4 separate regions of the Mus musculus genome follow, and all the other regions are linked to region 1. The links are chromatin loops, found by intact Hi-C in ENCODE. Cell type or tissue: left cerebral cortex. All regions are shown on one strand. Each heading gives the region's core, and the rest is flanking DNA. Links, peaks and the distances in the headings are about the cores only. Region 1 overlaps St7 (suppression of tumorigenicity 7). Region 2 overlaps St7 (suppression of tumorigenicity 7). Region 3 has its middle 37 kb from the start of Tes. Region 4 has its middle 19 kb from the start of St7.

The links. Peaks named below come from ENCODE experiments on the same cell type or tissue, not always from the same donor. Only the 100,000 strongest peaks of a DNase experiment are listed, where the experiment ranks them.
Region 2: a loop joins it to region 1, with 3 times the contacts of the local background. A loop is called at or near these places in 37 of 42 quality-filtered maps.
Region 3: a loop joins it to region 1, with 4 times the contacts of the local background. A loop is called at or near these places in 2 of 42 quality-filtered maps.
Region 4: a loop joins it to region 1, with 6 times the contacts of the local background. A loop is called at or near these places in 37 of 42 quality-filtered maps.

What each region holds. Positions count from the first base shown.
Region 1 is chr6:17,838,145-17,846,342 of GRCm38, forward strand. It overlaps St7 (suppression of tumorigenicity 7), which reads left to right. Exons shown (of 16, transcript NM_001289624.1): 4 at 6,765-6,819; 5 at 8,055-8,170. It overlaps Gm52894 (a long non-coding RNA gene), which reads right to left and starts at 2,894. Exons shown (of 4, transcript XR_003956410.1): 1 at 2,349-2,894. In left cerebral cortex, for the core only: a CTCF peak has its summit at 4,834 (motif pointing left); a DNase peak (open chromatin) is centred at 4,825.
Region 2 is chr6:17,721,695-17,729,892 of GRCm38, forward strand. All of the region lies in intron 1 of St7 (suppression of tumorigenicity 7), which reads left to right. Among named protein-coding and RNA genes, the nearest start is that of St7, 32 kb to the left of the region's middle. In left cerebral cortex, for the core only: a CTCF peak has its summit at 4,541 (motif pointing right); a DNase peak (open chromatin) is centred at 4,561.
Region 3 is chr6:17,024,263-17,032,460 of GRCm38, forward strand. No RefSeq gene overlaps it. Among named protein-coding and RNA genes, the nearest start is that of Tes, 37 kb to the right of the region's middle. In left cerebral cortex, for the core only: a CTCF peak has its summit at 3,488 (motif pointing right); a DNase peak (open chromatin) is centred at 3,501.
Region 4 is chr6:17,670,791-17,678,988 of GRCm38, forward strand. No RefSeq gene overlaps it. Among named protein-coding and RNA genes, the nearest start is that of St7, 19 kb to the right of the region's middle. In left cerebral cortex, for the core only: a CTCF peak has its summit at 4,783 (motif pointing right); a DNase peak (open chromatin) is centred at 4,785.

The DNA.
Region 1 (8,198 bases), core at 3,533-6,032:
GTGATGCACGAGATTTAAAATGTAGCCAACTTCTCCCTGAGAGAGGGGATTCTCACAACCCACTGAGACCTAGAATTTGGCTTTAGGAGAACATTTTTTTTTTGATAATTTATTCTTGTTCTCAAATAAAATACCATAAAGACAAGGTTTACAGCATTTGTCTTTAGCCAGATAGATAGATATTGGGAAAAGTGCAAGTTGCTCCATCTTATCAGCAGAGATGCCAAAGTCAAGCTCAGTTGCTCCAAGACACTACAACACCCCTGGGAGAACTGGACCTCTACACATTCAACAGCCCTGCGAGAACTGCATCTCTACACAGCTCTGACACAGCCAGTTGGCTTCCTAGCCAAATCATCTCATTTATATCTTATTAATTTTCACATCATATTTCAAATTCTGGGTAATTATAAAAATTCAAACTTCTAATTAATTGTAATTATGCTGTATAAATATATATTCTACATTCTAAATTAATGCTCATTGGATCATCGAGGCAGCTTGGGAAAAGTAAAAATACAGTCCTAAAACTGTCATAGATGGCAACTCTCACAATTAGACAAGGTACAGGAAACAAGTCTCATGACTGACTACCTACGTTGCTTTCTCTGTAATAATACGAGAGAATTTTCTCCCTCTTCCTGAACAGTCTTGTCCTCTGGAGCTCAGGGTGACTTCAAACTGTGAGTCCTTCAGCCTCCCCTCCAGAGTTTTAGATGTTACATGTAGGTGTGCACCACCTTATGGATAAAAGTTCTCAAGGACTAATTGGGTATTTTATGTCACTGCCCCAGACCCTCTGTAAGGTCTACAAAGCTAAAGTTAACATAATTATTAAGTAACCAAAAGTCTCACTGTTGGCTCACTGCTATAACTCAGTGTTAGCTAGGCAAAGCCAGGGATGTTGAAAATTCTAAGTTTAACCTTGCCTGGAAAACCTTAATAACAATGGTATGAATCCTCTGTAACAAAATGCAGGACACGATGTGTGACTTGTCTTCCACAGCAGCTCAGCCGCAGTAATTGACAGGTCAAGTTGCAAGTCCTAGTTTTAGGACTTTCACAGTCAGTGATCTGAGGCTTGCCATTTACCTTTCCTAAATAAGCTTTAGTGGCTTAGTCTGAAAACATGAGAATAATAGAAATAAGAACTTCACAGAATATTCTGGGAATTAAATGAGGCCAGGCAGAAATTCAGTCAGAGGACAGCATTCTATATAGGAGATAAACTGACTTTAGACATAGAATTGGGAGATACGGCTACATGGTCAGTGACTCCTTTACACACAAGCTTTTCAGAGCTTTCAGTTCAGATGTTTCCCTTTGCAAAATTATGAATTTTTATGTATTAGGGACCTTTGGTGGTTGCTTATTAATAGTCTTAGTGATGGTAAACTAGATATTTACATGCCAAAATTTAGTGCATGGCTGGAAAGTGATTTTCCCTAGCCATTGTTTTTTTCAAAATCATTCCATTAAAATGTATAGTGTAGTACAAAAGAGATGTTTATTTATATAGTGGAGAAGTCTAGAATGGATTCATTCAATTCCTAGTGAACATACATTTACTTAAAACTTATTTCAGGGTTAATACATTATTTGGTGGCGTTGATTTAGTCAGAAATGTCCAGTTAGAAATGTATGACATGTGAATAAAAAGATTTAGCCATCTCATCATGTCTTTGACGAAAGCGGTACTATCTTGAATAAGGCAAACCATACAAATGGTCTTAAAAGGCACAATTACTAATCCTGTTTTGTTTTTTGTTTTTTGTTTTTTTTTTGTTTTTTTGAGACAGGGTTTCTCTGTGTAGCCCTGGCTGTCCTGGAACTCACTGTGTAAGACCAGGCTGGCCTCGAACTCAGAAATTCGCCTGCCTCTGCCTCCCGAGTGCTGGGATCAAAGGCGTGCGCCACCACGCCCGGTTCTAATCCTGTTTTTTATTAGCAACACAATTTGTTAAACGAAGGCTATCCGTGTTTCCTTTACCATTTTTTTTTTCTTTAAAATTATTTTCTCCTTACACAAGCAGTTTGCTTACTCTAAACTATGATGCCTACAAAATGCCACAAAACCATAAAGGCTTTGGACCTGAGGTCCATAAGCGACAGCCCAGGTCCCGGAGACGGGGATGTGAGAGCAAGGGACCAGCATCAGGGACTGCTGGTGCTCAAGGCTGTGGGGAGCTTGAAGCACACTGACATTTGAAGCACAGAAGGTAGATCCCGGAGGAGTTACTCAAATATAAAAGTGAATCATCTTACCTCCGCTGAGATACTGACATCCAAGCTGAAATGAAATCAAATGTTACGTACCGATAAAAAAAAAAGCAATCGAGACGACTTACGGAGCCAGCCGTGTTAGAGAAACCGGGCGGGCCTGTGAGGAACCGACTGCACCTGTGCTGAGGTGGAAAATGGCGCCCACGCAGCCCTCCTCGGCGGCGCCTGCGACCGGTGCGGAGCGGCTCCGACTAGCCCGAGGGTGCAAGCAAGGTCAGGCCAAAGCAGTCCTGCCCAGTCTGCTGTGGTGCTGCGGCGGCGGCTGAGGGGTCGGCCTCCCGGCCCGTGCCGGCCCTTTCTGGTTTCTGGACAGGCTCCACTGCTAGCATGGGCCCATGGTTCAGCTCCAAGGTCCCATCCGTCCTCTGCTCTCTGGGATCATGGTGTCCGGCCCAAGCTGGCTCCTCTGCAGGGGCAAACGCAGTGGCCGGAGGTTCGTCCCTGTTCATGTTCCTGCGCTCGCTCGCTCGCTCCCTCGGTGTGGTGGGCCTAGGATCCTCAACTAGGAGTAGCATGGCAGTTTGCACAGGCCTCTCCCTCTCAGCCGCTGCTCCCCACGTGGCTTACTGGCAGTTCTGTAGGTGTTTTCTGCCCTGGGGGTTCTGTCCCGACAGGCACAAATCTGGAGAGAAGGTCTCTGCTTGAGGCTCCATCTTCTTTAAGTTGATTAAAGCTCAGATAGCTCAAGGCCCCTGCTGCCCAGCTTGGAAACAATGCCCCTTCGTGTTGTGGTATTCTCCTTTGCAGCCAGCAGGCCCAGCACAGCAGTCGGGTGTTTGAGAGTTTTTCTCAAAAATAGTTATTTTGAAAAACTATAAAGTAGTTAGGGCTTAGTTATTTTTTTTTTCCAAAGGAGTACTTCTAATAATTGCCTAAAATTGATCAGGATGATATATCAGATTAGGTGTTCATTTCTGAAGTATCAAAGCTAGTAACTGTAGGAAAATCCCACCAACGACTGATTCACTTGGGGTTACTCTAATAATAATAATCATATGTTCAATGAAAACTTTAGACACTTTGGAATTATTGTTTTGAAGTAACTGACACTTCGCGAGAGGAAGTTTGAGATTTGTCCATCCACTGGACAATTTAATTGATGAAATTATAGGATGTTGAAATGTGGTTTTGCCAATTGTAGGTTAACAGACAGAGTCTAGACATCAGTTCTCAGCCCTATTTACTGTGACCCTGGAGGAAAGGGTCTAATATGTACACCTCACTAATTTATATAAGGAATGTAGATGATAAGCTGCAGACCTCCTTATAGAAAGGATCAGTGAAAGCTAAGCTTACACTATGATAAAAGTTGCTATTTCTGCTGTGATGAAGAGGCTGGAGGCTGTAATCTCAGCACAGAACCAGGTGAGTCCCCGTCTACACAGGACTGGGGCTGCCCATACCAGTCACTCATGCCAGGAAAATGCCAGCCAGGCTTATCTTCAGAGGGAATTTTCTCATTTGAGGCTCCCTCCTCTCAGATGACTGCAGCTTGTGTCAAGTTGACATAAAAGCATCTAGCCCAGGAACTGGGTCAAAGGTACCAAGTGCTGATGGTAGTGATGGAAGGTTTTAGTGGGACCTGGGGAAACATCCAGCACTTGCCTTAGAAATCCTTAATGGATTATGTTTTATGTTCTTTGTTTCCCACATAGAAACAACTGTCCCATTTTGACAAAGAAGTATATGTGCTCTATAGACTGGGAAATGTCGTGTTGTTTTAATGGTAGCTGGTTCCTCTCCCCTTGAGTTTTGGTATTCTTTCATACATGCTGAGGTCACAACATTTCCATCAGAGCTATGACTGGAGACTCTGTTATGGACACTGACAACCAAAGCACAGAGAGTATTCTTGTATTAGGAGCATACTTACAAGTAGACTCTTAATGATGTGAGCAAGCGCCTAATGGAGTCCCAGTTGACTTTGAGTGCTTCCCAGTTGTCTCGAAATTTTAGGAAGATAATGAAGAATGGAACATTCTTTTTGAAGGGTAAATTTGAAATATGATCTGAAATAAGTTCATTCCCCAAAAGGATACACAAGAAAAGCATTTATGTGTTAGCTCTCTTGCCCTGTGGAGGTCCGTCTCTCTGGAATCTTCATGTTTGGCATTTATATCATTTGTTCATGGTATACTAAGCCACACCAGGCAACTGATATTTATGGGGTGTGTTCTCTGGAGTCAATTTCATGCTAAAACAATTTTCCATAGTAAAGATTATAGAAAAGAGCAGCAAAGATGAATCACATCACTTAAGGCAAGAATTTGCTGTGTGTATATAGATGACCTTTATATTGCTTATTTCTTAAGGAAAAATAGCCTGCCTTGGGCCCTAAATTTCAACAATGTAATCTGGGAAGATAATGGCTTTGCACTTTGTCAGCGCCTTTCCCCCTTCACATCTGCTGCAGCTAATTGCATCTCAGTTTCTAAGTTTCAGGGTTAGTTTAAAAGTTAATACAGAACAGTTTCACAACATCAAGTTAACAAGAGCTTAGTTCTTTAAGTGATAAATTTAACATTTCAGAACGTTTGCAGCACCCCCTGCTGGCTATTTTTTGGAAATTCCTAAACTGAGTGTTCTTCAGTACGGCTTGGTGACTATCTGAGGTACACACAGTATTTCTTTTTAGAGTTATTTTTCCTTAGAAATATTTTGCTTAAACTGAGGTGATAGGGTTGAAATTTAACCAAAGATAATTTTCATCCTAATTTGTCAATTGGGTTTTGAATGGTGCTTATTTCCTTTGGCACTATAATAACATACTTGTTGGAGAAAACTGTTTGACAGAATTTTTTGTAAAATGGTATTTCTAATCAAATTAAATATGAGAAGAAATATCTTTTCAAATATCCATGTTTTATTGTACATTTTTTTTATCATTTCACGAAAGACACAGCTTACTTTATGTTAACTAAAAACCTTGAAGGATTTATGATGAAACTTGAGTTTAATTGAAGAACAGTCAGAGGAGGTGGAGTTAGAGGTGCACCAGCTCTAAGGACAGGAATCACAACTGTTCAGCTGACCACCATGTTTCAAGCCAAGATCTGGAATCACAGTGTTCATGACCCTTCTAATGGGCTTTTTGTTTGGACAGCAAATAATTAACTAAAGGAAACATAATTTTCTAGTTAGTGTCATATGAAGTGATAACTATCAAATCTCAGTTTCTTTCTTAAGGACAGAATTCATACATGCTGCATTAAGTGACAAATTATGTCAAGTGACAAATTTTTGTGCCATTATAAACTGAGTAAATGTAAAGTGAGACCAACTTACTTTAGAGATAAATTCATGTCTCTTACATGAAAACGTACACCCCAGGGTAAGTTGGTACCTGCTTTACTATTCAGCAGTAAACTAAAGGGGTCATACAGAATGGTGCTTTACATGTCTCTTCCACTGTTAAAAGTAATAACTACTGGGTAGATGGATGCGCATGTGGGTGGAGGGATGGTGGAGGCTGCTGGAGGGATGGTGGAGGCTGCTGGATGAACAGGCCTGCTGTAGAGTCCTAATGAATCATCTTCTGACTCTTGGTCTCTTGACTTTCTGCCGTAGTTGTGACTGTACACATTAGCGGGTATGTTCTTTGAGGACTGATGTTTTGACTCTGGTTAAGTGAGTTTTATTTTCTAACAAAACTGTACTTATCCAGAGAAATCTAGTGTTGTGAATTATTAGGTAGTCTTCATAGGATGTGTGAAAACAACTGTAGTTTATCAATCACATGCTCACTATAACATGACCTTAAACCTTGTGATGGACTTCTCTAAGTGAAAGCCCCATGGTCTTAGTTTCTGTGCACCTTGTATAACAAGATATACTTTTAGTAATTCACAACATGACATTAGACTGTTGCTCTCTGCTTTGTCAGTATAAGTAAAAGATGTGAAGATGCTCCAAAATGATTTATTTTCATAGAACTTCTTCCTGCAATTGTGGTAACATTAATTCTCTTATCCCTTCCTAGAAAAGCAATATTAATCTAGTGAGTTATCTCCAAATAAAAATTGCCATCATCCTAATGGACCAAGTCTAGTGCTCTGTGTTGTTGCAGAGCTGTAGTTTGTCAAGGATAATGTCATTGAGAGATATGTGCTAGAGTGACAGAAAGTAGTCCCATTTGAATATGTACTTTTTTCCTTTATTGTTGAAAGTTAATTCATAAAATCTGCTCAAATCTCATAGAATGACCACACAAAGTTACACAGTAGCTGATGTTGGCATGCACTAGCATTTGAAATATGAGGAAACTTGAGCCTAGAGATTAGGTGACATTTCCCCTGTCCCAGTGCCTGAGAACTCTCAGTGCCTGATTAATCTCCAGGGTTGTGTTTTGTTTTTCAGTTTCCTACATAAAGGATGGAGAATCATATATTCTTATCAAATGGTCAGGAAGGGTGTTTTACTGAATTAATTAGCTCTTAATATCATTTGACTTACATGTCATTTCATATTCCTCTTTGTTACAGAATGCAAAGTATGGCGAAATCCACTGAATCTGTTTAGGGGTGCGGAATATAATCGGTGAGTCTTGCCAGTGAGAAATGAATGAGTGGTTTAGAGAGCAAAGATAGCAAGTGCTGCCTCTGGTTCATTTAGGGGTCACGGAATAGTGTGTTATCACTTTCCTCCCCCCTTCTTGATCCTCCATCGTTTCCAGCTCTTCTCCTCTTTCTTCCTCCCCTACCTCCTTTTCTCTTCAGTTGGAGACAGGGTTTTATTGTCCAGAACTTGCTTGGTGGCTGGGTGCCTTTGCTCCCGATCCTCTTGCCTCACAAGTGAGTTCTGGGATTATAGCATGCCACCACATCCAACAGCTTCCGCATTTGGGGATACAGTCATCAAGTGGTTTGAGTTTTCTGTTTTATAGATACTTTGGCATTCTAGTTTGGAATAATATACAAAGTTATAGGTTGTGATTGTTTTCTATTGTACTTATTCTTAGAAAAAATTATTAATGTCTGTGTATGTATGTTGCATGTAGTACTCTGAGAAAAACTTGTGGGAATTGTTCTTCCCTTGCACTGTGTGGGTCCTAGACCTTGAACTTGGGTTTTCAAGAGTGGTTGCAAATAGCCCATTTGCTGAGCTACCTTACTGCCTTCTGTTGCAGTTATACTCTTTTCAATATATATCATACAGACCCCGGATTCTGAAGGCTCTGCAACTTCATGATATGGATTCCAGAGAAGTTATATTGCAACTTAATAGAGTGAAGTAATTAGGCAAATTAGAAATTCATAGTTTGGGGAAATATCTATTTGTAATAACAATTAGGGAAGTTTTCCATTAGCAAAGACTATTAAAATGTTAAGGCAAAACCAAGAGAATATGTGTATTTTGTGCTATATAATTCCCGAAGGAAGAACAGGATGACTTTTTTGAGGGTTTTTTTTTTTATTTAATTTTATGTGTGTGGTTGGTTTGCCTGCATGTGTCTGTGTGCCAAGTGCATGCAATGCCAAGGGAGGCCAGAAGACAGCATTGGATTCCCCTTGCAACTGGAGTTACAGACACTTGTTAGCTGCCATGTGGTTGCTGGGAATCCAACAGGAGTCCTTTGGAAGAACACTCAGTGCTCTTTCCCACTGAGCTTTCTCTCAACCCAGGGCAGGATTTTTAAAAAAAATATGGTGTTCATGAACAAAGGTATTTTAATGCTCAATAGTGGTTTGCATTTCAGTCTCTGTGCACCTTCCTCCTTTATAGGTCTTTTTCCTTTCTCAAAACTGTCTAACCATCATATTTGCACCTGACAGGTACACTTGGGTCACAGGACGAGAGCCTCTGACCTACTATGACATGAACCTCTCTGCCCAGGACCACCAGACATTCTTTACTTGTGATTCAGATCATCTTCGCCCTGCAGATGCAAGTATGGAAAACCCTTCAGATACTTAGGG
Region 2 (8,198 bases), core at 3,108-5,607, 120 kb before region 1:
CTCGTTCCAGCTGTCTCCCTTCCGAGGGAGTTAGCTTTTCTACCCAAATAAAATCCTAATAATCTCTCTCCATTTCTCCCTTTACCTGTCTTCGGTTAGAAAATACTGTCAAATTCATGGTGCGTCATGAGTCGCTCTTTAGTTCTTTCTTCTGCTTTTATTTCAACCCTTATAATCTTATTACACTAATCTCCTAGCTGATCTTCCTGCCTCTAATCTCTCCTAATCTCTCCTGCAACTAGGATATTGCTTTCAAATCCTTTAATATCTTTCTGTTGCCTAGCAAACAAAATGGAGAATCTATACCTAGTATCTTAGGCTCTATCTTCAGTGTCAACGGACCTGACAGCTGGATGTTGGTATGGCCTCCCTTCTTACTCCAACCCCCACTTAAGGAATGTGTTATTCCTGTGTGACCATTTTCATCGTGCTCATATTTATCATCTTACAAATTCTTCACTTTAGTTGTTGTGAAGGCCACTCAGTTCCTCTACAATTCCTATAGCTCTCTGAATCCCAATGCTTTCAAATACCCCGAGCCCTAAATGTCCCCTGACTAGAATGCCCCACTGTTTTCTAATCACCCACCTTGTCCTGTACTCCTGAGAACACTGCCTTTTCCTCCAGTTTTATTTCTGATTGATGGTGCATGGTTAGGCTGTCAGCCCTTAGCCTCTTCTCCCTAGTACATGATCTTGTATAAAAGCCGAACTCTTTTATTTGGCATGGGTCCCAAAGGAAAACAAATAGTTTATATGGAAAACCCCCTCACAAGCCTGACACATTTTTTTTTAAGTTAGAATTTTTATTTTAAGATAATTTCAAATTACAGATAATTTGGAATCTTAGTTCAGCACCCCATGAGGGAGAATACACAAATGATGTAGTTCACTCTTATTGTGAAATATGTTAGTGTGTGTTTTCTGCATATAGAGGCATTCTCTTACATAATCAGATTAGCATCCAAATGAGAAATAGCATCAACTAATCAGACATCGGAACAGTACCACCATGTAAGTCTCAGATCTTATTCAAGTTTCACCAGTGACCCCAGGAGTTTGATTTAGCGCAGACTATCCATTTACAATCTTGCACTGAAGTGTCTTGTCTCTCACGACCCCTTCAATCTAGAAAGCCCCTTTATCTCTTTTGGATTTTTATGACTGATACTTTTGAGGGCTTTATGAGGTCATTTTGTAGAGGTGTGTCCATTGATCTTAGTGATTGAGTTTGAGTTATTTATGTTTCCTTGGCTAGATTATACCAGAGTGGCTGGGCATTTCTCATTGAAGCCTTCTAGATAGCACTTAATTTTCATTTGCTCTGCACTGATGGTTCTCATTTCTATCACATAGTTAGGATTGAGTTTGTTTCTGGGAGAATTCTTTGCTGCACAGTTATTTCCTTCAGTAGTTAATGAGTACTTTTGGAAAGCCACTTTGAAACTCTGGAATTCTGCATCAGACCTTAATATATTCATTTAGTTCTTCATTCCAGGATAGACTCTTGGTTTTCCTTTCTATTCAGTAGAGAATAATTTGCTATTATTATTATTGACAAGTTCCGCTATGTCTGACTGACTTGGTAATCACTGTGTTGCCCAGGCCAGACTTGTGAGAGTCTGGTTGCCTCAGTTTCCCAAATGCTGCGGTTATAAGCATGAATCATTATTCTGGCATCTGTTATCATTTTGATACTCATTGGTCCCCCAGCTGACATCTTTAATTCTTTGCTGTACAGGTATTGTGAATTTTTTGTTTTGTTTTTGTATCAGGATCTTATGTAGCCCAGTTGGAATGGATTATGTGTCACCTTGAATGATCTTGAATACATGATCTTTTAGTTTTAGTGTCCCTAAGTGCTAGGATTCCAGGCTGGTGCCACTAGCATGCCCAGCCAGTGGGTCGTGCTTTGAACACTCAGTTACTTTCTAAGATATTCAGTCTCATTATCATCAGCAGTTTCCTTCTGGTTCCTATTTATGTTGGTTTGGAGAAAAATATTTAGAAGAGATGATCTGGGCACAAGATACAATTATTGCCATTTTGAAGTTGTTATTTCTAGTTTTTAAGGATAGTGAAGGAGCCTATGCATGCACACACATACAGACACATAGAGAAAGAGACAAAGTCAGAGACAGAAACAGAGAGACAACAAAGAGGGGCAGACAGAGAAAGACAGACAGGAAGAGAGAAACAGACAGACACATACATACAGAATGTCACATGGAAATTGTTTTCTTATCTGTGTAGTCCGTGTTTATCGGTTGTCTTGTGTTCATGAGTTGACTTGATAACTCAAATCCCAGCTTTATCTTCCAGTTTTCTTCCTTTCCATATTTATTCCTTCCTCTACAGGTGAAGAAGTAAGGATTATCTTTAATATATTTAATGCCCTTTCTGTGTGTCACAAGTGTTTGTTGACATCTCTTTTCTCTTACTCCAGCTTTGACATACTTGGTCTCTGAGCAGTTTCACTCAGAGTTAGTACTCATGGGGGGTTGGGTGCCAGCATGCAGGATTCTCTGCATCCTCTCTGGCACACGGCTATCCTCCCCAACACTGCAGCCGTAGACTCCATCTGTGATCTCCCGTTCTAGTTTCCTGCTTAGGCTCTAGTCCTTCGACAGGGCTGTATCTATGCGTAGATCCAGTGTTAGGGTTTCTGTTGCTGTGAAGACACAGTGACCACAGACTCTCATAAAGGGAACCAGTTAATTGGTGCTGGCTTACATTTCACAGGTTTAGTCCATATTGTTAGGGCATGCAGCATAGCAGCATACAGGCAGACATGATGCTGGAGAGGTAGCTGAGAGTGCTACATCTAGATCATCAGACAGCAGGAAGAGAAAGTGACACTGAGCCTGGCTTGAGTTTCTGAAATCTTAGAGTCCACCCCCACTAACACATTTTCTCCAACTAGGCCACACCTCCTAGTAGTGCCAGTCCCCATGAGCCAGCCCATGGGGCCTCTTCTATTCAATCCACCACAGGTGCTCTCTCTCACGTTCTCTGGGCTTCATTGCTGTCTTTACCCATCAGTCTCTGTTCCAACGTTTGCAAAGATACCTGTCCTGTGTGATCGATCCCCTTACTGGTCACAAAACTAGCATTTCTAGGAAGGGGAAGACCCAGTTTCCCTTCTCTATCTTCTTTCTTTTTTACTTGTAAATCTCAATAACCTGTTATGTGGTTAATATAGATTTGGGATTGCATATTCTCCCATTATTGTTAGTTTACAAAAAATAGTTGTTCTGGGTTTCAGACCTGGGTCATTGCGCAACATAGATAAGCCCTACCATCGAACAAGCCCCAGCCCCAGATCTGGAATTTAGAAAGTATTGTCCTCTTTCATTTAGCCGTACCATCATGTGTGTTTGAACATCAGAAGAGAACAAGTGAAAATTAAGTAGCTCCCAGTTCTTAGTGTGGGATTGGTCTAATTCTATAAATAAGAGAGGACTCGAAGAATGGAACTGTACTGCAAAGATTCTGTATCCTGAAAGCAAGTCCCAGCCTACACCCATCTTTCTCAGGAAGGGAGGCAGGTAAAGATACTTTTGGATATTTAATGTTCGGATAATAACCTAAAAAGGCCTCTCTTGTGAAGCGGATAACCTTTTTTTTTTTTTTTTTTTTTTTTTTTTTTTAAATCTCTGGGAAACTTTTCCTCTTCTCTGGAAGCAGGCTATAGATTAATCAGACTCTTCCGATGTGGGAGAAGGACCTGCTGGTCTGTCAACTTTTCCACTAAGAAACAAAAGTTACTTCCGGAACCGGAGTTGCAGGCTCCGTGAGAGGAAGGCTTGTCTGTGAGGACACTTGTGGTCCCAGCCCAGCTCCGTGTCAAGCTTCAGGAGGCACTGGCTTGAGTTAAACTGTTGGCTAACTTTGGTGTTTACTTAGACATGATCCTAAACTCCATGATCTTACCTCACGGGGTTCCAGACTAAGGTGGGGCCTGGCCCTGTTAGCCAGCGTGTGGTGCTTCCAATCTGAGAGATCTGCTGCGATCCAGCCGATGGCTCTCCCATCCATATTATACATAGCCTGATGTGCAGTTTTAGACAACTCCACTTACTGCTTTACATGATTTACCCACATTTCAGGACACAGAAATAGATAAGCCATATATGAATGATGGCTCTATCATTTAATGCCTGTGTTCTTTAAATTATTTAATATTTGAGGGTCAGTTTCTTAGATAGTGGTTGATTTAATAATTAATTTACCGGGTACTGTGAGGATTAGTTGGGACATAACATATGTAATTGGGGCCCCCATTCATGACCTAGTGCTCAGTACAGACCTTGTTTACACTCTCACTCCAAGAGGGTCTTATGATGCCAAGTCAGGCGGTACCGTACTGTCCCAGTCACTGTAGATGCTTTACCATTACCTGACACCTGCCTGCCCCTGGAAACAGTAGCTACATGATTAAATTTGTTAACAAAATTGGGTCCTGAACAAGAGCTGTCAGCGATTTGGGTTTGGATCCTAAATCCTTTGCATCAACCACACCCACAGTCAGTAACTCTTCTTGCCACTAGATGGCGCTTGTCCATGAGTCTGTGAGGCTCTCCTACATGGAGGGAAACTTTTCATAGATCTTTGAGAATTATGTAATGTTGTTGATACTCATGCTTACCCTGACGAAGAGATGTTTTTATGGTTGAAGTGCTGTAGGGTAGGGTCAAACAGCTGAGAATTTAAAACTTCTGTGAGAGCATTCTGCGAGAGCATTCTGCTAGGCATTCTCTGTTCTAACTGCCCAGCCCCTACGTGTAAACGAGATGTTTAAAACAAACAGAAAACGAGAGGAGGAAATGAAATAACAGGGCTATGACATTCCTATCGCAGAGATGCGTTCGAAATTGGAATGAGGCTAGCTCCTGAGTTAGTTAGAACTATCAAAGTTAAAACCAACTGTGCAGAGTCTGAGAGCTACTTCTCCAGGGCAACTTCCTTTCGATTTTTCAGTACGATCAGGAAAATATAGCATAGAGTTCACACTGAGTCCTACTGCTAGTGGACAATCAGCATAGTGCACACTCAGGGAGCTCACATCACTGCAGGTTAGTGACCCCTTAAAAAATGTGAAGCCTTTTCTGTATTGTCTCCTGGTAACATTCCAGGGACAGTTACCAGGCCTGCCTGACTTGAAGATATACAGATAAGACCTGGATCCTTCCTTGCATAAAGGTAGGAATACTTAACTATATTTGGCTGAGGTGAGTTGATCTGCCAGACACAGTATATGGAAAAATGAGGAAAGAATTACCGAAGTCTGTGGCCTAGGACAATCTTAGATGGCCTGAAGTGGGAAGCGTGTGAGGTATTTCCTTCTCACTGTAATTTCCATGGAGAGATGACATAACCAGTTAGGGACTTAATAGTTTGGTAAGTAGATAATTTACAGTTTTTTGCCATTTACCAAGTAGAACTCAGAATAGATATGGACACATGTGATTAGAGTCTATGTTTATAAAACATGAGAAAAATTTAGAGTCTAATGAAAAGCCAAAGAATTATGCTAGACATGATGGAATCTAGAATGTCTCCAGGCATCGACATAGTAGGAAGCTGTGGACTGTTTTCCCAGAATCAAATAGTTCTTAGAATGAATACTTCCAGATACTTAGGTCTTTTCTGTTGTCATTGTCCTTATTTCTTAAATGGCTGTCCAAATACTGGTCCTTGGAGAAAGTGAACACCCACGCCCCAAGCCCTGCTGGCATCAGATAAGATAGGGAAGAGAAGTGGGAGGGTGGATGCTGTATTAAGTTGGAGATGCTCAGATCCTCAAACTGAAGGACCACCTAGTAGGTGGAAGTATGAGTTAGAGGTAGAGAGTAGATTTTAGACACAGTCGCAGTCAGCTCACTGGTATACTTAAAGTCCCCAAAGTAGATTACTTACTGAAGAAGTAGTTATACACAGGAAGTATTAAATTGCATTCTGAGCTTTCTAATCCAAAGTGATTGGGAAGATGTGAAGAGCCAGTCAAGAACAGGAAAGGGAAGGGAGGGGAAGGGGAAGAGGAAGGGGAAGAAGGGGAAGGGGAAGAAGGGGAAGAAGGGGAAGGGGAAGAAGGGGAAGAAGGGGAAGAAGGGGAAGGGGAAGAAGGGGAAGGGGAAGAAGGGGAAGAAGGGGAAGAAGGGGAAGGGGAAGGGAAGGGAGAAAAAGAAGGAGCAAGGTCCTTTTGGTGAGAATTACGCTCATTTTGAGCACTCAGATGGTCTGTCTGTCCACATTGCCAATCTCCAGCTTCCCTTGCTCCACTCCTTCAGTATCATCGCTTTCAGGTCCCTGCTTTCTCAACAGACCACTACCCAGTGTGCAGGGATTCCGAGTATGATCCTAGCCAGGTGTGGCAGTGCACAGCGTTAGTCCCGTCACTCAGGGGGGCAGGGCAGATCTATGTGAGTCTGAGGCTATCCTGGTCTATAGAGTGAGTTCCAGGACAGCCAGAACTATATGGGTATCCCCTGTCTCAAACAAACAAGCAAAACCAACAAAAAGAGTCTAATCCTATGCCTTCTTTTCTTGCAGACAAATGGAGAAAATGTATTATTTAACGAGGTGAGCTGGACAGAAGGCTCAGTGTATAAGAGTGCTTGTTGCACAATGTGAGGGTCAGAGTTCATATCCCCAGTGCCCACATGCATACCTCAGCTTGACTGTGCAATGCCTAACCCCAGAGTTAGTACATGGTGGATAGAGAAAGAATTACTAGGCCTTACCGACTGCCAGCCTAGGTGAAAACTGAGCTCCAAGGCTGGTGAGAGACTTGTCTTAAGGCCCCCACACATGTTTCTAAGGGGTCCTCAGTTACTCTCCACCTTATTCAGCAGGGCAACATTTCTCCAGTGAATCTAGAGCTTGCTGTCATGGGCTAACCTCACTAGCCAGCTTGTCTCCACTTTCTCAGTGCTGAAATTAGAAGGTAAGCTACCTGGCATTTCTGTGGGTGTTGGGGACCTGATGCTGCTTGTTAGCAGCGCTTTATCTGTTGACCATCTCTCCAGCCCCAGTGTGTGCTATATATAATACATCATGAACTTCCTGACTAGAGAAGCCACTGTCGATCTTTGGGGAAGTTACCCTGATTTTTATGGTGGAAATGATTAGATTTATCTAAGAGGCTGTCATTTTCTTTCAAACCTCGGACTTAGTGTTTTTAGGAGAAACCGTTGGTGATGTTTTTGTGGACTAGACTATGAAAACGAATTCTACAAGACATTAGAGGAAATACCTTGACTTGAAGCTTTCTGTTAGATACCACAACAGAAAAGGGGCAGAAGATGTATGGCTATGGATGAAAATTTAGTAATATTTTATGTTGAGAAATCGATCCTTGGAATAAATGTAATGGGTCCTCATTTAAGTAAACATAATGTTTCCCCATCGCAATAAATGACTGGAGATTTCATTACAGACAGTCATTTTCTCTTTCTTCATTTAGATTCACGTTTGAACTTAAGATGTTTCTTATGTATTTTTGAACAGGGTGCCATGTAAGAATATTGTATATTGTATAGTTGAGAGATGCTCTGATTTACCAAATCACTTTTCCTTTATCTTCCCTCCCCCTGTAGTCCCCTTGTTGTTCCTCTGGACAGTTTTGATTCTAGTAATGCATATATTAATCAGTAGAAATGCAGATTAAAACTAGATTGACATTCCATCTCACCTTGGTTGGATTGGAAATAATTAAGAAAATAATACTGAGGATGTGGACAAAGGAAACCTGCAGGTGGGAATGTAAAGTTGTCTAGCCACTACAGAATAGCAATATAAAAGTTAATCACAAAATTAAAAACAGACTCTCCGTATGGTCCAGCTGTTCCACTCCTGTGTGTTCACAAAAAGGACTCCCAAGTCAAGGATCTCAGAGATATGTTCTACCTTTTTATTTATTTTTAAAAAGTTTTTTTTTGTATTTTAATTGTGTGTGTGCATGTGTGTGTGTGTGTGTGTGTGTGTGTGTGTACAAGCAAATCAGAGAACTCTGATTTATAGGAGTTACAGCAGAACCATTGCCTTCAGTCTGGAGCTTCAGAAAGTCCAGAGATGGAAATATAGACTTACCTGATGTGTTTTCAAGAGTTGATATTATAAACCTCTTAGATATGTGGCACAACATCTTCTCGGCACATTTTTTCAGGCACAGTCCAATGAGAAATAAAAGAGAAGATG
Region 3 (8,198 bases), core at 2,101-4,600, 820 kb before region 1:
ATATCTTTGCATTTGTATTTATGTGACTTTCTTCCCAGGTACTTTCTCTAATCATCTCTTTGCTTCTAATCCTCTATGAAATATTAACTACATTTACAAGTGACACCTTTACCCAGTCCAGTACCTTTGGACTGAGTAGTTAAGGTAATTAAGGAGTTAAGTTCTCTCAGAGGAGTCGTGCTGAATGCTTTATTGTCACTATTGCATTTGTGTGTCCTCTGGATGTCTCTTCATGCCTTATAGTGGTTTCTTCTGATCTCAAAGACTCAATCCCCAGGAAACCTACAGAGGGGAAACAAACTGCTCTAACAGCAGCAACAGCAAAGCAAAGGAGATATAAAAAATACTTAAATTCACACATAATCAATTATTCATTAAAGCTCCTAAATACACCTCAATTAAAATTACCATAAAAGAGAAAATGTCGCAACTGATGTAGTATGTACTATGAAATTTAAAAAATATGTATTTAAAGTAAACTGTTGTGCAAAATTATTCTGGGTTTTTTACACCATTTAGACAATGTAGTTCCCAAATAAAAGATAAAAAACCCTCTATAGTGATAATAATCCTTAAAGCATTAGAAATGGGCAAATATCTACCCTTTATGCTATTTTGTCTACTTCCCCATCAATAACCCCAAGATATCACTTGTCATGTTTTCCCTGGCTGCTCCTACTCCAACAGGCCGACCTTAATGGCCATGTGCTCATGATGCACCTACCCCATGGAATCTTCTTCCTTCTCCTCATCTCCCCCTTTCCATGTGGTTCCTGCCAGAGAATCCCAAGTCCTGGAGCCTTTGATCTGCCCCACTCTCTTCTGCCCAGACCAGGCTAAGGGCATCTTTATTAAATCAGGGATAACTTAGGGATCAAGTTGGTTTTTTTAAACAACAAAGCTGGCATGGGTGGGGATCTCCTCTTCCTTGAGGATATTCTCATGAGGGGGCAACCAGATCTTAGGGTACAGAACTTAGCATTTGAATACAAGCAGCATCAGACCAATTCCCTACAGTAAATACAGAAATAGTAAATGAATAAGATAAGTGATAGAGACAGCGAAGGGGACAAATAGAGAAGCAGGGTTAAACAAAAGACAGATAAAGAAGAATAGTTGTAACAAAAAGCACACCATGTGCTTATTTCAACCTTGAAGGCAGTTATATACAAGTAACATTATACGGGCTGAGCACATTGTGTTTACCAATTTAGGAATACACAGACAGACAGACAGACAGACAGACAGACAGACAGACATGCGCGCGCACACGCACACACACACACACACAGAGAGAGAGAGAGAAGGAAGCCATGAATTTGAAAGAGAGTTGGGGATACATAGTGTGGTGGGGGCAGGGGGGTGGAGGGTGAAATGGAAAGGGGAACATTATTTAACCTTCAAAGAGCAAATCAAAGATAAAGAGATTGACCAATAATGAAATGAATAATGACAAAAGGAAATCAGAAGTGTAGGACAAAAAATTAATCTGGGCATTAAAGTTAAAACTGAAGTTTTAAGCTGAATATTGAGTTGCTCATTTGTAATCTCAGCAATTCAGAGGTGGAGGCAGGAGGATTAAGAGTTCACAAAAGGTCACCATTAGCTACAGAGCAAGCTTGAAGCCAGCCTGGGATACATGACACCTTATGTAAAAATAAAAACAAAACAAACAAACAAAAATGTAAGTCAGAATTCTATCACAAGCCCCGTTAAAAGAAAACATGGTAAATAAATGCAACGTGTGAGAGAGGTTCCTTCCTGAGTCCTGTAAGATTGGCGTCTACGGTCCATAGCACTAGGGTGTCGGATGTAGCTAAGCTGCAGATCTGTATCCCTGTGTTTTAGGCTGGTCCCACCCAACCGTGCAAATGTCAGTCACCTACAGAAGAGTTGTGTTCACTGCAAGAAACTCAGTCTCCACACTCACTCTCAGGTGATAAAGTCAGCTGCCAAAGGACTAGGCTACTTCCCACTGTATACTCTTCTTCCTGGGCCAAGCTTCTGGCTAAGGTATGTCGGCATCTGTTCTCTCCTCCTAGGACTGTCACTTCCTAGGGAGGCTGTGACAGGTTGACCTGGATCTCCATTTTGTTTATTCCTTTTTCTCAGGCCTCGGAATAACTTGGTCTTAAACAACAGATTTGTTCTCTGAAAGTGCTTACACACAGCATTCCAAGTCTCCTGAGTGACAAAATGTCCCTCACCTCCATTGTCAAAGAAATCTCTATCTTCCCAGAAGCCCCAGGGAGATCAGGTTGGAGAGAGAGCTGTGGCTTGTGCTCCCGGAAGAGCTGCTGACTTTCTCTACCAGGCTCTTCTTACAGGAGCCCTCTGTTTCTCTCTGTGCTCCTGGAGCCACGTGCCGCTCACTTCTTCTGCTGGATTGTTCTCTTGTTTCTTTGCACTTTTCCACTGTCCTGCTGTCCTATCATTCCCTCTGGGGTTCCTGGCTCTGTACCACATTTTCCTTGGGGTAGGGGGTGTTCTTTGTTGTCCTGACTCGTGGTTCACGGCACTACATGAGGCAAGGTCTGAGTGCCTGGGTATTCACAACTGCTCCCATAATCAAAACTTCCCTTGTATTCAAGAACTGCCCCTGTATTCCAGAATTGCCCCTGTATACCGGAACTAACCTCATATTTCAGACCTACCCCCGTATTCCACAACTGCCCCTCTCCTCCAGAACTGCCCCTGTATTGCAGACCTGCGCCTACACCCCCTTCCTCTACCTTCAAAGAGTGTATGAGGTAACAAATTCCTTTTATCCAAAAGTATTGATTAATCTGACAACCTGTCAAGCATTCTTCACCCGAGAGAAAAAAATGGCAGTGAGAAATCAATGCTGCCAGTGCTTTAAATAATTATAATTTTAAAATAGAAAAAATCTTGAGTAACTTATTATCTTTGAGGCAAACACACCTCCACACATACATGAACAAGCACACCCAGACATTCTCTGTCACAGTTTGTTATAATTGTCCAACTGTTTTCTCCCTTCTTTCACGCATAGGTTTATTAGGATTCCCAAAAGTGCTTTAAACAAAATAAATCAATATCTTTGATTCATCTACCAGATCACTAAGCCTTTATTAAACTCAGTCTTAGTGAAGTTGTAAGAGAACAAATTCTATTTAAACAGAAAAAGTGAGGTGGTGTCTTTCTCATCAGTAACCACAGAAATATAGAGCCCGAGTGAAGAAGATTGTAATTTCAAGGCCATCTTGGCCATATAGAAAGATCTTGTTTAAATATACACACATAAAGAGCACAACTAAACCAGTTGCATATTTTTGCTATTTCCACAACCACGGTGTTCGCATATAAAGCACAAGAATATCAATAGATTTGAAAATAATATAAATAAAAGTTAGTTTGCAATTCAAGTGTATTTGTAGAAGTAGTTATGACCGCCATATATGGATGCTCCTTGTTTGGTGAAGGAAATTGCTTATTTCAGAATAACGAGTATACATCTCTTCCATTAGGTGGCAGCAACGTTCTTCCATACTGTTAAGTTTTCAAACCTGTCATCCTAAATTGAGTAAGATACACCTCTCACAGACTTGATACTTGGTTATTCCTTCTCGAGGAAAGAGTCTCCATAAACACTGAGATTCGTGATGTATCAAATTTAACGGCTTAATGGTTAGTAGAGGAGAAGAACTTTTCAATTTTAGAAAAAGCAAGCAGAATCATTTCAATTTTTCAGTCCAGTTTTAAGAACATGAGGAAGCCTCCTTCTCGCCTTTCTCATTGGTCTTTGTCATCTGGCTGCCCTCCTGGCTGCAGAATTTATTCCTGCTTAGAAATACAGACTTCTAAATCATCTATGATATCAGGAACATTACCCCAGTTGTCTAAAAATGCACAGATCAAGTGAGAACATCATTTCCCTTCATCTCCAAGTTTATGGGGCTCCAAAACCCCACTTGTTCCTATTTCATCAATAGCCTCAGGTGTGGCAGAGTGGAGTCCAAATATGGATATAGAATTGCCTCCTGGGAGAAGTCCTGCGATACTTACAGGGCGAGAACCTCTTCCTTCATGATAAAGACTCCTGATCCAAGGAAGAGCGGGCCACAGGAGTGGGCTTCTTCATTCTAAGGCAGAATAGGTAAGTCCTACGCCAACATGGCCCTAGGGTCTTAGACAGCTACTGTCTCCAAAGTTAGTCTTGATCTAACCCTGAGAGAACTCGTGCTGTGGATGGACATCAAACCCTGTAGTAAAGCTTTTCCTCCTCAGCACCACACACTGGCTTTTCCACCTTCCCAATCCCTCTCAACCTTAAAATAATGGAAAACACTGATATTTCACATAACAAACAGAAAACTTAATGTATTATATGAAGAGGAAGTCAGTGGTTTCCCACCCCAGTATTTTCTTCCAGGTTTGACTTACCTGTGTCATCCAGCTTTAGACAGTCTAAATTTTGTTCTTCCTGATGATCATGGTGAGACTAGTGAGTTTTATACTTACTTTTTTTTATTTTATCCAGCTAAATGAAACATAATTTTTATGTGATAATGTGCTCCTGTTTTAAGGCTATGGTACGATGAGTTTTGACAAATGTGTTAATACAAGCACTCTCCTAGTCAAGACACAGAACGTATCTACCTCTTACGTGAGCAAAATAAAGTGCCTTGTACGCAACTATGACGTCACCCGGGAAGGATAAGAACACGGCCACTTTCCTTGGATGTCACACAGGAGTAAACCTCAAGAGATCTCTCTCGCAGAAGAATGAAATTCCTTGATTGCCAAACAGATTCCAGCCCTACCCAGGCTTAGCTGCCTGCCTGCATGTGTCAGAGTGGAAAGAAGGCATGAACATTCCAACAGTTACTGTGTGATTGTGCTAAGACTACAAGAATACACAGAATTTGGTTTTAGTTTAGCTTTCTAGATTTCCAAAATTCAAGTATTATATTCATATTAATTTTAATATGAAAAATTCAAATTAAGTACTAAAATATTTTAACATACTATACTAGCTTTTTTTAAAAGATTTATTTATTTATTATATGTAAGTACACTGTAGCTGTTTTCAGACACACTAGAAGAGGGCATCCGATTTCATCACAGATGGTTGTGAGCCACTATGTGGTTGCTGGGATTTGAACTCAGGACCTCCAGAAGAGCAGTCAGTGCTCTTAAACGCTGAGCCATCTCTCCAGCCCCTATACTAGCTTTATGCTCAGTATTTTTATGTTTTTTTCTGCTTCTAATACACAATCCTCTCTTATAAAAGTACAGGTATTTTCTATGTTCACCCTTGTTCCCCAAATGACACGGAGACCTTTATATTTTTTAATAAAGTTCTTGCACTAACTGGGCAGATTCTGATCTATTCTAACCCGACTATGCTAGCCCAGTCTACTGCCCAGCCACATGTCCTGTTAGCTGCCATCTTGTTCTTGCCCTGGCTTCCTGTTTCATTTGTGTCCCCGTAGCAACTTCCCTTGCCCACTGGAGACTCTACCTCTCTCAAGGCACTGGTCCCTCCCACCTTACATTCTCCTGCCCACATACAGGCTAATCAGCTCTTTACTGACCAATCAGCAGATGATGGAGAACAATGCTTTACAAAATACTGAGTAGGGAAACACTTCTTAATAATGGCAATACCAAAGTCCAGACTGCAACCAGATCTCTGGGTACAGAAGCCAGCGTTTGAGTACACAGTGCACAAAAACATCCCCCATTTCCTGTCCTTCAGTATGACCTGCTCCCAATTTTAAACAATAGTTGTCACTACTAGACCATGAAGTTTTTGTTCTGTGTATCAACTATTGAGTTTTCACCAGCTCTTGAGCTGAGATCCTTATTGGCCCCAAAGTATTGTCTTCCATTTCAGTCCCCTGTCACTTCCATTATTTTCTCCTGTCCAGAATCAGTGCACACATGCTGGCACTCAGCTCTCTTCCTCCACTCATATGTAGTTCAAGATCCCTGGCCTAGGAAACAGTGCCACCCACAGTGGATGGTGATTGTTTATTTCCCCACCCGGGAAATGAGCCAATTCAAGCCAGATTAGATTGTATTAAGGGCAGGGCTTTTGGGGGGAGCTGCACTCAGGAGAGTTCCCTGGCTCCAAGCACTGAGGCCCCAGGGGAGTCACCCCGGGATTGGGAGGAGAAAGGGCTCAAGCACAGAGAAAAAAAAGGAGGAGAGAGAGAGACAGTGAGACAGAGACAGAGATAGAGAGGCAGAGAGAGAGACAGACAGACAGACAGACAGGCAGACAGGCAGACAGACAGAAACAGTGAGACAAGGACAGAGAGAAACCAAAATGTCTGGATTATATAGAGAAGAGCCTCTGGGGGAAGGACAGCCTAGCCCCTGTCCTGGAAAGTTCTGGGTTGGGGGCAAGGTCTGTCAGGTAGAGACTGAGGGATTCTGGGAGAACCTGGAGGCCAGGTCCTCTTTGATATGTAAAATATACACCTCAGTCCCTCACCCTAGGTCTGATACCAAACATCCCAATCTTTTGTTGATTATAAATGAATAAGGGATGCCGTAATTGCCCATGACTACTTCCTGCTGACTTTGGGACACAGTTTTGGAGTATGAGAAAACAGCAGGGATATGGCCCACGTCCAGGAAAAGCTGGTTGATGCACTCTGTCCAGGTTGTGGAACCACCTTGGGGTAGGAGTGTATAGGCTCAGCTGAAGAAGTTTGTGAGGCTGGGCCGGAGCTCCTGTGGGTAGCTGTTTTGGAGCTGTCCTGGAGGCAGGTTCTGAGAGAAGACCTGATGTTGGGGACAGAAGATAGGAGCTTAGGGAGAAAAACTTTTGGGGGAATGTACATTTGAAATTCTTACACCCATGGTCTTGATAGTTGGAGGAGGGGTAGGGGGAATTCCAGAGCCAGGGAAAGGGAACTAGATCCACAATCAGGAATGGGCAAGCAGGGAAGGAAACAGGCTGATAATGGACAGTTCTTCATTTGACCTGTGAGAGGCAGATTCTCTGAAGATTGTAAGAATCTTAAAAAGATAAATCCTTTATAACTTTCATTTACCTACCTCAGAACAATTTCCTAGACCTTTAAACAGTTTATTAGAACCTTGGTTTTTTTTTTTTTTTTTTTAGAAGCTTTCATATCCTAAGGTTTTACATAAACGTTTTCTATCCAATTATTTACCATGAGTCACAGGTAGTTGATACTGGATTCAAACCTTTCGGAGACCTGAAAAGGATATATCTAAATGGTCTATGTATCAATTAAAATGACAGACTTACCCATTACCCCAACAGTCACCCCACTAGGTTCATGATGGCTTCCATGGGGACACAGGTCCAGGGCAGGATCAGTGTTCAGCTGCCAGGCCCAACAAATCAGAGAAGCCTTCCTGTGGAGAGGAACTTGAGAGACTGACCTTGCTTTGACCTAAGCAACTCTAGGCATATCCCATGTCTTTGTTTGTCCACAGTTCAGACAGGGCCACAGCAGCAAGCAAGGCAAGGGAGCAGACTTTCTCAGTGGTTATCCTACCGCAATCCAGGTGGGGCTCTTTCTTGTTGTGCCTGTATCTTCTTGGAGATCTTAGGGGAATCACTGCTAGGATTGGGGAGTCTCTGTCGTTTTAAGCATCCTAAGTTTAAAAGATTTTAAATGCAGATCTCTGACAGGTTTGAAGTCCAGTACCTACTAAGCATGTCTGGGTTAGAAAAATCTGTGTCTATTTTTAGTTATTTGCTCTAAATTTTATGTCTAGCAAACATAAAGCCAGAGGATAAATAAAGCTTTCATAATTAACTGCATCAGTTCTCAATATGATTTTAAATATAATTTCTGAACACATTAAAGGATATGATCATGCATACAGTTAGTGGCTATCAAGTAGTATTTTTAGCTATAGTAGTTTTTCATGAGACTATAACCACAACTGTTATCTCAATTTAAAAGTATCTTTTGGAGACCTCCTTTCCTGCTCTTGAGCACACTTTCCTCCTGTTGGTGTGTCTGGTGATTTAAAATGACCAGGCTGGTTGCTGCTGCTGCTGCTGCTGGCTGTTGCCACCACTGCCAAAGACTGGCTGGCTTCAAGAAGGTCAGGAGGGAGGTGGGAGGGGAAGGTGGGGGAAGGTGAGGTTGTTGGAGCCCTGAGCTCAGAAGGGTGAGAGGAAAGTAAAAGAGGAGAGAGAACGGGTCCTAAAAGACCAGTCTGTACTTCCCAGAGTTGGGACA
Region 4 (8,198 bases), core at 3,587-6,086, 170 kb before region 1:
GGGCTTGACTCTTCTTTCCCAAACACTAAAATACCCAGCAGCCCCAGCCCTCTTGTGTAATAATTAGCTCTAGTGGAAGACTTGTTCTTTACAAAGATATAAAATAGAAGTGGTTCTTGTGATTCAGTACCACAGGGGGAGAAGAAAAACATCCCTGCCTATATGCACTCACTTCCCCTCACTTTATATAGGAAAAATGAAAATAAAATCCATTCTCTGCAGAAAGCTGAGTGCGTGGCACATGTCCATAATCACAGGACTTGGGCAGTTGAGACAGGAGGGAGAGAAATTCAAGCCCTCTTAGCCACAAGAGAGTTAGGCCGGTGTGGGCTACATGAGACACTATCTCAACAAACCGGAGTACTGGCCAATTGCTCATTACAGTATACTAAGTTTGGTATGTTTATTTTTCACTTAAAACTGAAGAACGTGCTCACATGTTTGAAACTACATGGATAAAAACATGTATAAGAACTATACCAGGCAAGTTAGAAACATGCCGTAGAGTGGACTCAGAGCAAAGTTTACTCATGAGCTGATTGTGGTGGCATGATCTAATCAGAGCACTTGCAAAATGGTGTCAGGAAGATCGAGAGTTTTAGAACACCCGTGACTACATAGCTATCCCGAGCTTTTGTCCCCGCCGGCAAGAACACACTCAGGACAACCGGAATCTTCTGCGGCAAAGCTTTTACTGCTTACTTATCAGGAGGGAAGACCCCGAACCGGGAAAATGGCGCTGCTTATATAGCCCGCAGCGTGACATTTCAGCACCTGATGTGGCGTGACAGCTCCTGATTCGTTGCTTGCCCATCACCCCATTACTACGCCGCGAGATGGGCAGTGACTAGGCGTGAGTTCACTCTTGCACTTGCGCATAAGGCTTGTTTACTAGTTAGGCGCAGTGGAAGCCAGCGCCATCTTATAATGGCGATTGCTCATGGCACGCACGCAATTGCTCGCGGCACGGCTCTCCACACATAGCAAAGATGAGGCCAGCCTAGATAGACTACTTAAGACCTTGTCTCAGAAGGGAAAATAGTGAAACAGATATGGTGCACATGTTTAATCCTAGCACTGGGGAAGCCTAGGCAGGTGGATCTCTCAGATGGCAGCCTAACCTACATACTGAGTTCCAGGGAAGCCAGGGATACAGACACCCAATTTTTTTTTTTAATTTACTAATAGCTCTTCATATTAGATACAATTTTCTGTTACAGGAATTCTTATATTAAGGTATAAACTTACGTGTGACAACACACACACACAGAACTGATGAAATCCCCCAGTAAGTTAAAAGCAAAATACTTTTAATATGCTGTTAACCAAAGGGCACTACTACATTGTGTCTGGAATTCACTGAGTATTCTTTATAGGGAAATCTATCCAAGTAGCATGCTGCATTAGCATTTTAGGCAGGAAAAGCATGGTCTTTCCTGGAGGCCACGTGTAGACAGTAAAACTTAGTGCCAGTCCTGATTCTCAAGGCAGCCTCTCCAGGCAACGTGGTGAGGCAATAGAATAGTCAAAGGGAAGAAGTTTAATTAGACTCATATTTTTTCCATATACCAAGTTAAGATGGTGTCAAGATTTTAAATTATCGTTTGTTCCATATCAGTTAAAGTGGGTTCATTTTAGGTAAAGCTCAGAATCCATATAATAAAAAAATATATTTTGGTTTCATAAAAATCAAAGTTTCTTCCATGGCTTAACAAAGTCAGAATATAAATTAACCACAGAAGAAAGTATTTGCAACTTCATAGCAATGCTAAATACCAAATACCAAACAAGACCCCGTGACATAAGATCGAAGTTTCTCTGACACCTGAATCTCTTACCTGGAGAATCTTACAAGTCTTTGGCTATTTGGACTTCACCAAGAAATAAACACTTCTTGCTTAAGCTACTGCTATTTAGGGCTGGTCTATTTTTAGATGACTTCTGCCTTTCATTCTGTGAAGAACTTTGTACCAGAAGTAGGGTCTGGTAGACAAGAAAGCTTGGCATGGGCTAAAAGCTGTGTCTCTTAGCAATTGGGTACAATACAGTTTGCTCGGCATCACTTGTGCCCCTAGGTAAATGCCTGTGACAACTTTTAATCCCCATGCAGAAAGAAAGTCATCTCTAGACCTCTAGACATTCTCAACTCTAGAATATTAACAACAACAAAAACAAAAAACAAAACCTAAGCTGAGTTTAATCTGTGAAATCAAATATTTTAAGGATTGTGTATACCAACCAATTACTGACTTAAACGTGTCCCCAAATCTACTGAACTTGGCTGTTAGGACTTCTCTCACTTGTAACTTACGGCTTTCATATCCAAAGTGATAACCATCCATAACACATAATTCTGACAGGAATAAGCGTTGGCTCAGACCCAAGCCTCTTGTTTCAGTTTTCTGTTGCCATGTAACCACAGTGTTAGCAACATGGCACAAGTCTATTAACATTTCCATTGATCCAGGTGTGTGGTGTTAGCAGGACCCCCTTTGTGGTGTTTCTAGACTGAAATTTGGGGGCTGCGTTCTCATCTGAGACCTGGATTCCTCTTCCGAGTTCATGTAATTGTTATCAAAATTGAGTTCCTTGGATATTGAATACAGAAATAATGTGACTATCAAACATTATTACCCAATTACAAAATACATTTTAAAAGGGAAAAGCTTTTAACAATTATCTTGAGTTAGCAAAAAAAAAATGGAGAAACAGAAACAGTGCTGGGAAAGCTGTCATGTGTGATCACACAAATAAACACAGTGAAATTGGAAAGCTGAGAGCCAACAATAGCCAGGATTATAATGGACAGTGAAGAACTCTCCAGGAACAATGAGCAGTTTCTTCCCAGAGCATAGCTGCTTCGTGGAACTAACCAAAGAACTCCATTGCCAGAGCAGGGAGACTTTGTTTTAACTGACGTGTCATTGCATGTATTGGGCATATATGTCAATACATGTATATATGCCATGATCAAACCAGGGTAATAGGCATGTCTATCATTTCAAAAATCATTCTTCTGCTCTAGGAACATTGAAAATTATCCTGCCGTCTGTTTATGGCCAAGGTATTTGTAAATATATTTTGAGTCTGAGTCTTATTTCTGGGAGAATGGGGCTATGAAAAAGAACCAGTCCTAACTTCTACAGTCTTAAAAATAAAATTTCGCTCTCACACCGTCTCATCTGATAGTTAAGAAAAAAATATACCAAATGGGCTTTAAGATATAGCTGAATCAAATAATGGACATTTTAAAATTAATAAGCTTTATTCAGGTTGCTTTCAACAACCTTCAAAACTAGAAAGGAAAAGGGTAGAAAAGGATTTTTTCTTCTCTCAGGGCATTTACAATTGAAAAAGAATGAAAAAAAAGCCAGAAAGACAGAAAGAAAGAAAGAAAGAAAGAAAGAAAGAAAGACAGACAGACAGACAGACAGACAGAAAGAAAGAAAAGAAAGAAAGAAAGGAAGAAAAAGAAAGAAAAAGAACTGTCTTCTAGTAATGTCAGATGCTTCAGCCATAAAGTCTCACCAGCATGACTGCCTAAACACTAGCCAAGCAAGAACAACAATAGCAGACATGCTAAGGTAGCGGGAAGAGACCACATGACATCAGTCCTACATGAAGAACCAGTAATGAATGCTGAGAGTGTAAGAGTCTTCCCCAGGGAAGAGCACACTGATTTAGCAATCTAAAACCAAGTGGTCAGATTTGAAAACATACATTCAAGTATCATTACATAGACTGAACAAGTTATACTTTAGGCTACATATGTATATGCTTATACATATATACATTAATGAAAACGGGGTGTTAATTTGAAATAGCAAGAAGGAGGAGAGGGAAGGAAGAAATGATGGAATCATTTTATAATCTCAAAAGTAAAATCAATTAAAAAACAAACGATTTTACCGGAGAAAGAGGCTACAAGAGTGTGGTCAGAGGCTAACTTGCTGCAGTCTATTCTCTCCTTCCACCATGTGGGTTTGGGGGATTGAACTCGGGTACCAAACTCCTTTCCCCACAGAGTCATCTGGCAGGCCAGGCTGAACATCTCTAATTACACACACTGTTTGTCGTGGTTTGAAAGAGGATTACCCCCATAACACTGCGTGTCTGAGTGCTCGGTCTGGCGTTAGTGGAACTGTTTGGGAAGAATTAGATGTGGCTTTGTTGGAAGAGGTGTAACACTGGAGGTAGACTTTGAGGTCTCAAAAGCCCATACTAGGCCCAGTCTTCTCCTCCTCCCCCTCTTCCTCCTCCTCTTCCTCCTCCTCCTTTCCCTCCCCTCCCTCTCCCCCTCCCTATCCCGCTCTCTCCCTCCCTCTCTCCCTCCCTTCCTCCATCCCTTCGCCTCTCTCTTCCCTGTGGATCACAATGGAAAGATCTAAGCTACTGTTTCAGTGCCGTGCCTGTCTGCTGCCAGTCATAATGGTTGGTCATGGACTAAGCCTCTAAGACTGTCAGCAAACATGCAAATAAATGCTTTCTTTCCCAGCAATTCTCTTGGTCACGAGACAGCAATAGAACAGTTAACTATATATTCTGCAGCACATTCACTGAACCCATTCTCACCTGCACAGTTTTTCTTTTTCTACTTCTTACCTATTTTATGTTTTGTCGTTTCTGTTACTAGAGATATCATGAATGGCTCCACTAAGTGTTTCAATGCTCTGCATAATCGGAAAAGTGGTTTGTGATTCTAAGCATGCGCTTGAGCGGGGTGATAGGACAGGACAGTTCTGACATTTTCAGCAAGGAGATGAATCTCATGCAATTCTTGAAAGCTGCCGGCAGGTGTCGCTGTCTTCTTTTTCAGGCTGATCAAATCTGAGCACTGTTGACTGAGGACACTCAGCCAGGAAGTTCTGTAGGTATCCCACATGCAGAATACGAGTTTGTTGAAACTTGGCTGTTGTTCAGCAGAAGGATGCTGCAAACACTTTTTCCCCCACGGCAGCTGAAGAGAAGGTCCTTAAGATATGGATCTACGAATACCTCAACAAGTATTTGTAGAAAGTTTGAAAATATATTCTTATGTTTTGAAGTTTTTCTTCATTTGAGAACTTACAATCCCTCTTGTCAAAATCAAATGCATTCATGTATGTATATTCCTTCCTTCTCTTCTTCCCCCCTCCCTGTGTTTGTTTGTTTGTTTGTTTGTTTTACAATACCTACTCACCTTTTCTATATTTGGGTTCCATGGTCCTCACATTCCAATGCTCTTAACCTCAGTCACTTTCAAACATTTATGGGAGGACGTTTAGCACATCTACACTGTGAAACTTTCACCATAGTTGACTTAACAAGCTTTTTCCAAGTAGGGGTGTTTGTTCTAGGGAAGAGAGAGACACTGAACCCGTCAATAGCACCGTGTCAGAAAGAGCAGAGGATGTAGCTCAGTTGACAAAGCGCATGTCCAGCATGCCTAAAACCCTCTGCGCGGTTCCCAACAAAGCTTCCAACGGGGCATGGTGCTGCACACCGATATGCCAGCCCTGGAGGTGGAGGATGGAGGATCAGGGAGTTCACATTCATTCCTAACTACATAGATAGCTGGAGGCTAGCTTGGCCTACAGACACTTAAAACAAAAACACAGACAAACAAACCAAAAGCCCGGAAGTAGTAAGTATATATAGAAAACAAAGTAGAAGGCCTCAGAATGCTGAGAACAAATGACAGTAAGGTGCATCTTTGATGCATCTTTGGTACAATCCCTGTACCTAAGAGAACACGATAGAGAAGGGGCAGAAAAATTGTAAGATCCAGAGGACCAGGGCACCTGCTTTGAGACAGTGTCCTCTAGACAGGATGCAAATGCTACATTCATGGACTCTCAATAATATAGTCAGCTAAAGGAGACTATCACAATAACCATGCCAGTTCACATCTAACATGGATGGAGGAAACCTTATGAGGCCCTATCCCTGGTTGAAGAGCTGTAAGAAATTGGTGGCTACTGAGAGAATGAGAATTGAGAATCTGTTATATACCTTGACAAATCCCTGATAGGTTATCTAATCACATGTGATCAGTCCTAAACACACATACACATTAGTAACAGCAAATGGACTCAGCAGGTTGTGTTTGTATGTGTACATATATAACATTCATGTGTACATGCAACAACATGTAGGTGTATATTCTATATACATATATAACATGTATGTGTATATTATGTATATATAACATGCATGTGTACAATATATGTATGTGTATATATAGCATTATGTGTACATTATATATACATATATATAATAATAATTGAAGAGGTGGATATTCTGAGAGGGAGTTAGGGGGACACAGAGGAACTGGAGTGGAGAGAGACTCATGGAAATGATGCAAATATAGTACTCAATATGAGAGTCTCAAAAATTAAAATAAAAAAGCAACTCTTTCCACCCTTTCAGCTCCCCTCCTCCCCAGACTAAGAAAGAAACAGGCTTGGGTTGGAAAGTTGGCTTAGTGGTTAGGAGCACTTGCCACTTTCGTAGAGAAGGAGGTTTGCTTCTAAGCACCCACATGGCAGCTCACAACTGTGTGAAACTCTAGTTCTAGGGATCTGATGACCTCTTCTGACCTCCTTGGTCACCAGGCATGGACATCGTGCACATTGATCCATGTAGAGAAAACACTTCTACCCATAAAATAATAAAAATAAATCTAAAAAAATAAAAGGAAAAGAAAAGAAACAGGCTGATGTACAAGTCACTCAGGAAGTTAAATCCTATGCTTATTCAAAATTAAGGTAGAGCGTTTCTTTGGACATGATGAAGATGCATTGGAGGGGTCTGTTTGTATCACAGTTGTTTATTTTGTCCTTTCATCTCCATCCTCGCACTGCCCACCAGTCCTAGGTTGTAAGCTCTACAGGGGCAGGAGACTGTTCTAGTCACCAGTGTAGCCCACACTCCTAGACTTCTAAACTGCACTCAGCAAATCCGTCTTAAGAAGTAAATGAATAAGCTGGTACAGAGTCAACAGAACGGTCTAATTACATCATATAGGCGGGAAAAAAACCTCTCTTGATTGTTGTTTAAAATGTGTATTGGCCTATTTTTGTCGCTATCACAAAACACTTGATTCTAGGAGGCTTATGAATCTATTATAGAGGACAGAAGTCTGAACTGTGTGGTCTCTAGCAAGGGTCCCATGGCAGGCGGTTTGATGGGAGATGCTTTTCAGATAGAAGATAGAAAGAAAGGCTGAGAGTAGAGAAGGGCAGGTCTTTGTCTCCTGTCATCACTAAGTCAGGAGATGGATAGATGGCTCAGTGGCTAAGGGGGCTTGCTGACCTTGTAGAGGGCTGGGGTTTGTTTTCCAGCATGCACACTGAGTAGCTTATAGCTCCTGCTCCAAGGGATCCAACACCCTCTTCTGGCTTCTGTGAATACATGTACACACATGCTTACACAGACACAGACACAGACACACACACACACACACACACACATTCTCTCACATACACATATACGTGAATAAAAATAAAGATTTTAAAAAATGAATTAAGGTCGTTTCCTCCAAGAACCACTTTTAAAAGTAGCCCTCACTTCCTTGCCTCTTAAAGGATCTATAGCACCTCTCAATGGGGAACTCACTGGCTTCAGTGTTTACTGTAGTGGACTCTTGTACACAAGCAAATCATATTCAGACTATAGCGAAGCATAAAAGTAGATCAGTTCATCCAGAAAAGGAAAGTATTTCTGTTATAGTTTGGGTGTAAACCGTTCCCCACAGGATCCGGCATCTTTGCACTAGGTTCCTAGACGGTGGTGCTGTTTTGGAAGGTGCTGTAACCTTAACAAGGTGGAGCCCCGCAGAAAGAGGTGGGTCACTGTGGGGCTGGTCTGGAGGCTGATGGTCTGCTGATCTTTCCGGGTGTTACCAAGCTGCCTTAGTTCCTGCTCACCACCGCTGAGATCTGCTCCTGTTGCCATCATGACGATTGTACTGTTAGCCAAAATGAGCTCTTCCTTAAGCTATTTTATCAGACATTTGGTTATAGTGGACATGCTTAGGTTGTGAATTCTAGTGCTTTATGTGATGGGAAGGGACTCCTGGACACGGCTTACTCTCATGTCATGGGAAGGAACTCCTGGACGCAGCTCACTCTTGTCATGGGAAGGGACTCTTGGGCGAGGCTCACTTTCCTGCACCATTTTCATTGTGCTTACCCCCTCTCCATTTAGCCTTCTCTTTT